Regions from separate parts of the Homo sapiens genome. Here region 1 is linked to region 2. The links are chromatin contacts, found by Hi-C or POLR2A ChIA-PET in ENCODE. All regions are on one chromosome and are shown on one strand. Each heading gives the region's core, a stretch centred on a gene start or an enhancer-like site at or near the end of the contact. The rest is flanking DNA. Distances are from core to core; before and after follow the strand shown.

The links. Hi-C counts contacts between places; a loop is a spot of excess contacts on that map. ChIA-PET counts read pairs that join two places held with the same protein, here RNA polymerase II (POLR2A). Pooled maps may share reads with other maps.
Region 1: a loop to region 2 is called in a pooled map, with 1.8 times the contacts of the local background. The contact joins two enhancer-like sites. A Hi-C loop is called at or near these places in 2 of 168 maps with a recorded cell type or tissue (gastrocnemius medialis and naive thymus-derived CD4-positive, alpha-beta T cell) and 11 of 50 pooled maps. POLR2A ChIA-PET finds 5 or more read pairs at or near these places in 11 of 52 experiments (CD4-positive, alpha-beta T cell, CD4-positive, alpha-beta memory T cell, CD8-positive, alpha-beta memory T cell and 8 more).

The regions. Positions count from the first base shown.
Region 1 is chr12:46,615,005-46,620,594 of GRCh38, forward strand. All of the region lies in intron 3 of SLC38A4-AS1 (SLC38A4 antisense RNA 1), which reads left to right. Among named protein-coding and RNA genes, the nearest start is that of SLC38A4, 210 kb to the right of the region's middle. RefSeq lists an enhancer at 2,908-3,408. Within about 2 kb of position 2,336, at least 4 of the 41 ENCODE cell types and tissues checked have a DNase peak (open chromatin) inside an H3K27ac peak, as active enhancers do.
Region 2 is chr12:46,520,946-46,525,782 of GRCh38, forward strand. The region is part of intron 3 of SLC38A4-AS1 (SLC38A4 antisense RNA 1); the gene reads left to right. Among named protein-coding and RNA genes, the nearest start is that of SLC38A4-AS1, 140 kb to the left of the region's middle. Within about 2 kb of position 3,131, at least 21 of the 41 ENCODE cell types and tissues checked have a DNase peak (open chromatin) inside an H3K27ac peak, as active enhancers do.

The DNA of each region.
Region 1 (5,590 bases), core at 1,086-3,585, 93 kb after region 2:
TACAAAATGAATGTTGTCATTCATTCAAGAGATAATGAGTGTGCCAGGTGAGAGGGGGTCTTGTTGGATAATCTCCAACAAGTCTGCCCACTGGGAGGAATGCACATGGGGGTGGAACCTTGGGAAGTTTGTGCCATTTGCAGTGGGGAAGAGCCCGGCCCCTCCTCTTCCTGTGTGGAACCTGGGACTCAAGCTGCGTGTGGCAAGTACTCTAGCAGGGACTCTGGCCTTGCGAGAGTCCCTGTTTGCCCCTTTTCTTCCTTTTCACCTAATAAAACCCTGTCCTACTCATCATTCAAATTGTCTGTGAGCCTGAATTTTCATGGCCATGGGACAAAGAAGCTCATCTTTAGCTGAACTAAGGAAAGGTCCTGCAAAAGGATTTCCTATGTACCAGCAAAAATGGATGGTAAATGTAAATTTAAGAACCAAAATGATAAAAATTCTAGAGGAAAACATAGGAGAAAATTTCTATGTTCTTGAAGAAGGCAAAGAGTTCTTAAATGCCCAAATAATGAACCATTAAAGAAACAATGATAAAATGGACTTTGTCAAAATTAAAATCTTTTGCTCTTCAAAAGACACCTTTAGAAAAATAAAAAGGCAAGCCATGGAATTGGAGAAAATTGTTGCAATGTTACGTGTTAGTTATCTATTGCTCTATAAAAAATTACCCACAAAACTTAGAAACTTGAAACAACAAACAATTATTATCTCACAGTTTCTGTGGGCCAAAATCTGGGAAATGGCAATTAAGCTGTTGGCTGGGATAAAGTCATCTAAAGACTGAATTTGGGGAAGATCCGCTTTCAGGCCCTCTTATGTGGCTACTGGTAGAAGATCCAGAAGATTACCTCAGTTTCTGGACACATGAGCCTCCCATAAGGCCTCTTGTCTGTCCTCAGGACATGGCAGCTCCCTTCTCCTTGAGTGAGTAGCTGAAGAGAGAGAAGTGAGTGAGTGCACTAAAGATGGCAGCTGCGGTCATTTTATCATCTACTCTCTGGAGCAACATCCCATAACTCTGTGATGTTCTATTTGTTAGAAGTGAGTCCTTAAATCCAGCCCATATAAAAGGGAAGCTGAATTAAGCTCTACCTCTTGAGTGGATGAGTATCCAAGAATTTGTACACATAACTATAAAACCACCAGAGTATATAGCTTACAAAAAAGTTTGTATACAGAATAGACAGAGAACACTACAACTCTATAATAAGAAATTCTATGAAAATGGTAAAATCGTGGAATAGACACTTTCAAATGAAGATATTCTTACGTTTAATAAACACAAGAAAAGATGCTCAACATCATTGGTCATCAGAGAAATGTAAATGAAAACCACTATATGTCTACCAGAATGGTTAAAATTAAAAAGACTGAAAACTTTGACTAAATGCTGGCAAGCATGTCGAGGCATTGGAATGCAGCATTGCTGGTGGGAATGTAAAAGAGTGTAACCACTTTGGAAGATGTCAATTTTTTAAAAGTTGAACATACGCTTTACATACACCCTAACCATCCCACTCTGAGGTATTTACCCAAGAAAAATGAAAACATATGACAGCATAAAAGTTTGTATACATATATTCACAGTAATTTTATTTGCTGTAGCTATAAGAACTGGAAATAACCCAAATGTCTTTCAACAGGTAATGGAGAGACAAAACGTGGTGCAGCCATATAAGGGGGTACTACCCAGCAATACAAAGGAATGAGCTACTAACACACAAAACATCATGAAGGAATCTCAAAATCATCATGCTAAGGGAAGGAATTCAGACACAAAGGAATCTATCTGAATATGAATTTAGTTATATAAAATTGTAGAACACACAAGCTAATCAATAGCAACCAATGCAGATCAGTTTTTGCCTTGGGGTGTGGGTAGAGGGAATAATAGAGTACAAGGGAACAGAGGGTATCTTTTGGGGATGGTAGAAATCTTCTGTTTTTTGACCATTGGAGTGGTTTCAAGAGTGTACACATCTCTCAAAACTTCTTAATTTGTGTACCTTAAATAAATGGAGTTTTCCGAATACAAATTATAATCCCAATAAAGTTGACTTTAAGCAGGGGAGTGGAGGAGAAACTAAAAGTCAATAATTTTTCATCTTTAAAACTGTTGAATGTCACTTTGTATGAGTACATTCACCATTTGTGTAACCTGTGAGTTGGTGAGGCATTTGAATGACCTGATTAGCAGTGTTTTTGTCTGTGAAATGTGTGTATTTGGCAGAGTTGTAATCAGGCAGGAGAGGGACAGAGGGTTTGTCATGATGCATTAGGACATCTCTGAGGTTCCTCCCGTTGTTGCATAATTCTGTCTTCTGTCCCTACGTGGACAAGAGCCCAGGCCTTGTAATTCAACAGACATGCATTCAATTCCAGCTCAGCTATTTCTAGCAGTGTGACCCTGGGCCAGTTACTAAGTTTCAGTTTCATCAGAGGTAAAATAAGGATAATATACTTACATAGAAATGAGCTGTCATGAGTGGAGCCAAGATGGCCAAATAAGAACAGCTCCGGTCTACAGCTCCCAGCGTGAGTGATGCAGAAGATGGGTGATTTCTGCATTTCCATCTGAGGTACCGGGTTCATCTCACTAGGGAGTGCCAGACAGTGGGCACAGGACAGTGGGTGCAGCGCACCATGCACGAGCCGAAGCAGGGTGAGGCATTGCCTCACTTGGGAAGCACAAGGGGTCAGGGAGTTCCCTTTCCTAGTCAAAGAAAGGGGTGACAGACGGCACCTGGAAAATCGGGTCACTCCCACCCCAATACTGCACTTTTCCAATGGGCTTAAACGGTGCACCAGGAGATTATATCCCGCACCTGGCTCAGAGGGTCCTACACCCATGGAGCCTCGCTGATTGCTAGCACAGCAGTCTGAGATCAAACTGAAAGGTGGCAGCGAGGCTGGGGGAGGGGCGCCCGCCATTGCCCGGGCTTGCTTAGGTAAACAAAGCAGGCGGGAAGCTCGAACTGGGGGGAGCCCACCACAGCTCAAGGAGACCTGCCTGCCTCTGTAGGCTCCACCTCTGGGGGCAGGGCACAGACAAACAAAAAGACAGCAGTAATCTCTGCAGACTTAAATGTCCCTTCCTGACAGCTTTGAAGAGAGCAGTGGTTCTCCCAGCACGCAGCTGGAGATCTGAGAATGGGCAGACTGCCTCCTCAAGTGGGTCCCTGACCCCTGACCCCCGAGCACCCTAACTGGGAGGCACCCCCCAGTAGGGGCAGACTGACACCTCACAAGGCCGTGTACTCCTCTGAGACAAAACTTCCAGAGGAATGATCAGACAGCAGCATTCGCGGTTCACGAAAATCCGCTGTTCTGCAGCCACTGCTGCTGGTAGCCAGGCAAACAGGGTCTGGAATGGACCTCTACCAAACTCCAACAGACTTGCAGCTGAGGGTCCTGTCTGTTAGAAGGAAAACTAACAAACAGAAAGGACATCCACACCAAAAACCCATCTGTACATCACCATCATCAAAGACCAAAAGTAGATAAAACCACAAAGATGGGGAAAAAACAGAGCAGAAAAACTGGAAACTCTAAAAAGCAGAGTGCCTCTCCTCCTCCAAAGGAACCCAGCTCCTCACCAGCAATGGAACAAAGCTGGACGGAGAATGACTTTGACGAATTGAGAGAAGAAGGCTTCAGATGATCAAACTACTCCGAGCTTCAGGAGGAAATTCAAACCAAAGGCAAAGAAGTTGAAAACTTTGAAAAAAATTTAGATGAATGTATAACTAGAATAACCAATACAGAGAAGTGCTTAAAGGAGCTGATGGAGCTGAAAGCCAAGGCTCGAGAACTACATGAAGAATGCAGAAGCCTCAGGAGCCAATGCAATCAACTGGAAGAAAGAGTATCAGTGACGGAAGATGAAATGAATGAAATGAAGCGAGAAGGGAAGTTTAGAGAAAAAAGAATAAAAAGAAACAAACAAAGCCTCCAAGAAAAATGGGACTATGTGAAAAGACCAAATCTACGTCTGATTGGTGTACCTGAAAGTGACGGAGAGAATGGAACCAAGTTGGAAAACACTTTGCAGGATATTATCCAGGAGAACTTCCGCAATCTAGCAAGGCAGGCCAACGTTCAGATTCAGGAAATACAGAGAACACCACAAAGATACTCCTCAAGAAGAGCAACTCCAAGACACATAATTATCAGATTCACCAAAGTTGAAATGAAGGAAAAAATGTTAAGGGCAGCCAGAGAGAAAGGTCGGGTTACCCTCAAAGGGAAGCCCATCAGACTAACAGCGGATCTCTTGGCAGAAACTCTACAAGCCAGAAGAGAGTGAGGGCCAATATTCAACATTCTTAAAGAAAAGAATTTTCAACCCAGAATTTCATATCCAGCCAAACTAAGCTTCATAAGTGAAGGAGAAATAAAATACTTTACAGACAAGCAAATGCTGAGAGATTTTGTCACCACCAGGCCTGCCCTAAAAGAGCTCCTGAAGGAAGCACTAAACATGGAAAGGAACAACCGGTACCAGCCACCGCAAAATCATGCCAAATTGTAAAGACCATCGAGGCTAGGAAGAAACTGCATCAACTAACGAGCAAAATAACCAGCTAACATCTTAATGACAGGATCAAATTCACACATAACAATATTAACTTTAAATGTAAATGGACTAAATGCTCCAATTAAAAGACACAGACTGGCAGATTGGATAAAGAGTCAAGACCCATCAATGTGCTGTATTCAGGAAACCCATCTCACGTGCAGAGACACACATAGGCTCAAAATAAAGGGATGGTGGAAGATCTACCAAGCAAATGGAAAACAAAAAAAGGCAGGGGTTGCAATCCTAGTCTCTGATAAAACAGACTTTAAACCAACAAAGATCAAAAGAGACAGAAGGCCATTACATAATGGTAAAGGGATCAATTCAACAAGGAGAGCTAACTATCCTAAATATATATGCACCCAATACAGGAGCACCCAGATTCATAAAGCAAGTCCTGAGTGACCTACAAAGAGACTTAGACTCCCACACAATAATAATGGGAGACTTTAACACCCCACTGTCAACATTAGACAGATCAGTGAGACAGAAAATTAACAAGGATACCCAGGAATTGAACTCAGCTCTGCACCAAGCGGACCTAATAGACATCTACAGAACTCTCCACCCCAAATCAACAGAATATACATTTTTTCAGCACCACACCACACCTATTCCAAAATTGACCACATAGTTGGAAGTAAAGCACTCCTCAGCAAATGTAAAAGAACAGAAATTATAACAAACTGTCTCTGAGACCACAGTGCAATCAAACTAGAACTCAGGATTAAGAAACTCATTCAAAACTGCTCAACTACATGGAAACTGCACAACCTGCTCCTGAATGACTACTGGGTACATAACAAAATGAAGGCAGAAATAAAGATGTTCTTTGAAATCAACAAGAACAGAGACACAACATACCAGAATCTCTGGGACACATTCAAAGCAGTGTGTAGAGGGAAATTTATAGCACTAAAAGCCCACAGGAGAAAGCAGGAAAGATCCAAAATTGACACCCTAACATCACAATTAAAACAACTAGAAAAACAAGAGCAAACACAT
Region 2 (4,837 bases), core at 1,881-4,380:
GCAGGTATCATTTAAGGCAGTGGGGCTCAAAGCTCATTAATTGTCACAATTCCCCTGGTGAACTTTAATACCTCTCCCAAACCCTCTTCACCTCTAATAATGGCAGAATCCTGGTCCCAACCCCTTCTTGACTTTGGCTAATATTTTGACCCTGTTGCAGGTCAGGATCTCCAGAAGGCAGACTCTGAGACATAGTTAGGACTGCAATAGGTTTATTGAGAAGTGATTGCGGTGAAAGAAAAAGAGCAGGATTGGGCACAGGAGCCATCAAATGGCATGCAGATCTGATAAAGTTCCTGCCAGTCCAGTGAAGAGTCCTGTAGCAGAGAGCCTGTTAGAGGAGCACTCATTGGGTGTAAATGGCCAGGTCCTGTACTACTGCCTTGCTCAGTTACTGTCTGGGCAAGAGTGTGACCTTGAGAAGAGTGTGACCTTGGCTTGCAAGCTGAAGAGGCTAACAGCTGGAGGTTGTCTGTTCCCCACAGCCCTGACAGATGGGCAGTGACTCTTCTCTTAAAAGCAGGTCTGAGCTGTACCTCTCCATCCATGCCACAGACGTCTTTTAGTACATTGATTAGTGTTGGTTAATTGTTTTATGTTTTTAGGTCTTACTCAGTAACTACAGTAAAACCTTAAGAGTCAGGACCATTAAAAAAACTCATTCTGCAAAGCAGCGCAGTAGATTTCCTATTAGGTTATAGGTTGAATAGGAGAAAAAAAATAATTGAGTGCCTCTGGAAAAAAAAAGATGTTGATCTTCAAAACATCCACAGAAGAGAGATAAATATTACCTCTCTTGGTAACTTGACATGTTGCAACTAAGAACAAATGATACACATGAGCTTTATTTAAAATTTAGTTAAGCTTCAGGCTTTTTGGTCTGTTAGATGGCAAATATTTAATGCACTAGTGGAAACAAATTCTTAAGGTTTATACTTTGGAAGATGAATAGGTCTAAGTCAGTCACAACTCTCAGATTTAGATTTGATTGACTAACAGGTACAACCTTGCAAAAGAAGCTGGCTGTGTTCTTGGGTGATGGGCTGGTCGTGATGCAGGTTACCAGCCCTTAGGCTTTTCTTTGTTTCCATGAGGGCTGCCACAGAACTGGCCCTAAACACTTCTGTAGCACTCTCAAGCTCAGGGAATGAATTCAGGGTCTGATGAGTGCCATCAGAAATACATCTTGCAGGAAGAGATAGTAATTGGAATAGTTGTGAATCTAGCCAGATACTTTGTATCATCCTTGTGCAGTATTACCACATGTTAGATCTTCCTGTCGTTATTTAGAAGTAACAGCTAAAGCAATCATTCCTACACACTTCATTTTGACAGTGCAAAAGCTTTAAAATATGTTTCCCTGATGGCAAAATATGCTTGATAACCAGAGAGAACTATCCTTTAAAAAGCAGTTTTTAGTGCACAAACAGCTGTCTTCCATTTTTGGCATACAAAGGGAACAACTAAAATGACTAATCTCACTAAGTATTACAATAAAAGTGCTGACAAAACCTTAACTATATACTTCACATCTTTAGTAGCCCTGTAATTACAGCTCCAGTTTAAAAAAAAAAAACAACAAAACAAAACCACAACAACTTCTAGAGCACATTTAATTGCTATTTGCACTTATCATTGTCTTTCTTCCCATAGGAGGGTTATACACTGACCCCCAATATCAGTCATTTATCTGTCCCGGAAAGGTAAATGTGTTATTGAATACGACATCTTTTTTTAATGTCATTTCTATTATCCTAGCAGATACTCTGGAGGATAACTAATAGTGCTTGATCAGAATTGGGGCTTGGACAACTTAGTAAATATCATGCTGCCATCTATACTTTATTAACTGTCAACCTGCATTGATTTTTATCTTTTCCTGTACAAATAAGTTTTGTGAATTGTGTATCAGTGAAGCAGAAGCCTAACAATAATCTCCAGGACATTATATTTAGAAAATGTTCATTTAAAAATATGTTTAGGGTTACCAAGGGATAAATAAAGGAGATTTTTTTTTTAAATCAAGTTTACCTCTGTATTACTTAATATATTTAGGAATTGTTCCTCAAAAAATCATCAGGGCTGTAGGTAAGTTTGCAGTCACATCTGCCTTTCCTAACATGTTTTCTTTTTTTCTTTTCTTGCTTTCTTTCTTGCTTTTTTTTTTTTTTTTTTTTTTTAGGTGGAGTATGTTGCCCAGGCTGGAGTGCAGTGGCGTGATCTCTGCTCACTGCAACTTCTGCCTCCCAGGTTCAAGTGATTCTCGTGCCTCAGCCTCCTGAGTAGCTGAGATTACAGGAGCATGCCACAGTGTCCAGCTAATTTTTGTATTTTTAGTAGAGAGGGGGTTTCACCATGTTGGCCAGGCTGGTCTTGAACTCCTGACCTCAGGTAATCCGCTTGCCTCGGCCTCCCAAAGTGTTGGGATTACAGGCGTGAGCCACCGCGCCTGGCTTCCTAACATGTTTTCATTTTCACATTTCCTCTTGGAATCCTGTAATGAGCTGGAGATGGGAAAAGGGATTTATGCTTCTGATCTTTTTTGAGACCCACTGGTGGGAGAGTAGGTGTTGTGACCAGTGTCTGTGGTGGCCTCTATAATTCTTAGTCCCACCTTGGACATCCTTGTTGGTTTACGGCATTAGGATGTTGGCCCCTCCCAGGAGGGCCTGTGGAGCCTATAGCCACATTCCTGCAGGTTGCAGCTGCAATGCTTAATCCTGCCAGTCTGACTGTACAAAGGACAACATCCTAAGGATAGTTAGGAGCACAGAGTCAGATGCTGGGTCTCCCACTTAGAAAGTGCATGACCTTGGGCAATTTTGCATAGCTTTTCTAATTCTTAGTTTTCTTACATGTATAACAGGGATACTACTACTACATCGCTATGAGAAAAAATGAGATAATATGTATGAAGCTCTTAGCACACTGCCTGGCATAATGAAAGCATTCAGAAAGTGATGGCTATATTTATTATTTTGACTAACAGGAGACTCAGACTACAATGCAGCACGTCCGGAAAAATGTTTAGACACAGGAAGCTATTCTGGAGAAACTGCTTACATTAAGATTCTTTTGACTGTAAAGAAACGAAACCTTGTTTGAACTAGCTTCCGCCAGAAGGAGACTGAATGAAAGTCATAGGGCAAAGATGAAAGGTAGAGTAAGCCTCACAGGGTGGGGCTGGGAGCTAGAAGGCACAGCTGGGCTACTCTATCTTTTCATATCATCGTGGCCTTCCCATCTCTGCCTCTGTCTATGCTTCTGTTCCCTCCCGCCCCGTCTTGACCAAATTCCTCTGCTTACTCACCTTGCGTATGACTCCAGTGGCCTTCCCGACAGCACTGATAGCAACTGGCTTGTGTGTGTCTTGATACACAATTTGTGAGGGTCTGATTGGCCCAGCTCATCTGTTTGAGCTGGACCACATGAGTCATAAGCCACTGTCTAGCTAACGGATTGAGTTCTCTTTGGTCAGTTGTTCATCATGATCCAGTCATGGCCCATGCAGTTAAGATCATATGGGAGGATAGAGCTGCCTCTTTCAGACCAGTGGGCAGAGCAGGTTTTCTTGAAAAGATTAGGAATATCTAGTACAGTTTTCCTGAGAGACTTGACCACCCTGCTGCTGGCAGTTTTGGTGATTTAGTCCTAATGACAAGGACCCAATTATGGAGAAGTAGAGAAGTCCTAAAAACTGGTGGTGTCTCTACTTGTCTCCCCAAATGTGGCTGCTGTCAAGGTAATTGCTCAGTGAAGAAGTGTTTCTCCATCTGTGCCTTTCAGGGCAGAAGGTCAGAATGGGAAGGACTATGCCAGATTTTTCCAAGCATAGGAAAGAGCAAGTAAAGAGACTGGGGATGGAGATGGGAGGAGGCTAGGGGTAGGAGATAGTTCATGTGGGTAAGGATGCTAAATCAGTGTGGCTAGCTTGTTGAGGAACTGTGACTCCTCAGGGAGGTCAGAGAAAAGCAGGCGTGGGAAGTCCTTTAGGCTCAGGGAAGTGGCTGACCCAAGAGGGGGAATACATTCTAAATTCCTCTGGCACAGAGCCCCAGGGGCCTGGTGTTTCTCTCTGTTCTGACAAGGGAGGTGGCTGTTTGCCTGGCGGAGCTGCTCACTGCAAGCTGCAGCTGTGCCTCATTCTCCCATGTGACATTGAGTTCTCTGGAGAGCTGGACCAGGGCAGCTGGAACAGGTTAGTAAAGACAAGGATTCCCCAGATGTGTAAATCCTAAACCAGACAAGGAGTTCTTCATGTTCTCCCCAAGGAGGAATGGTTTGGAGTCACTGACTACAGTTAAAATGCAAAAGAAGGTCTGTTGCTGTGGAGATATCTGGAATAGGGCCTAGCCCTTGAAGTAATTGATAAACACCTGAAGTCCTCGCTCCTGGTCTTGCCCAAAAGTCTTCACATTTTCACTTTGGTTGGGGGAGGTGGTAGCTTGATTATGACAAAGTCTCCTGGTCTCATTTAGTTGCCTTTTAGCAAATAATGTGACCCATTGTGCCAAGTGGATGGGAAGGGAGCTTCTCTTATTCCCTGGGCAGTAACCAAATGGTCTTAGACAAGAGAACCAGCAATTCAGGTTTTGGATCAGTGCTTTTGTGCCCCTTACAGAGAAGGGAGAGGGTGATGGACAGCAACATGGCGAGGAGGGGAAGTCCACAGAAAGCAGTCGCCAGCAGATTGAAGCAATGATAATTAAAGTAACAACAATAAGAGGTACCATTTATTTAGCACCTACCATTAGGCCTTTGCACACATTTATTTCTCCACAAGCCCTGCAAATTAGCTATTAAAATATCTGTTGTACAGATGAAGGAACTTAAAGTG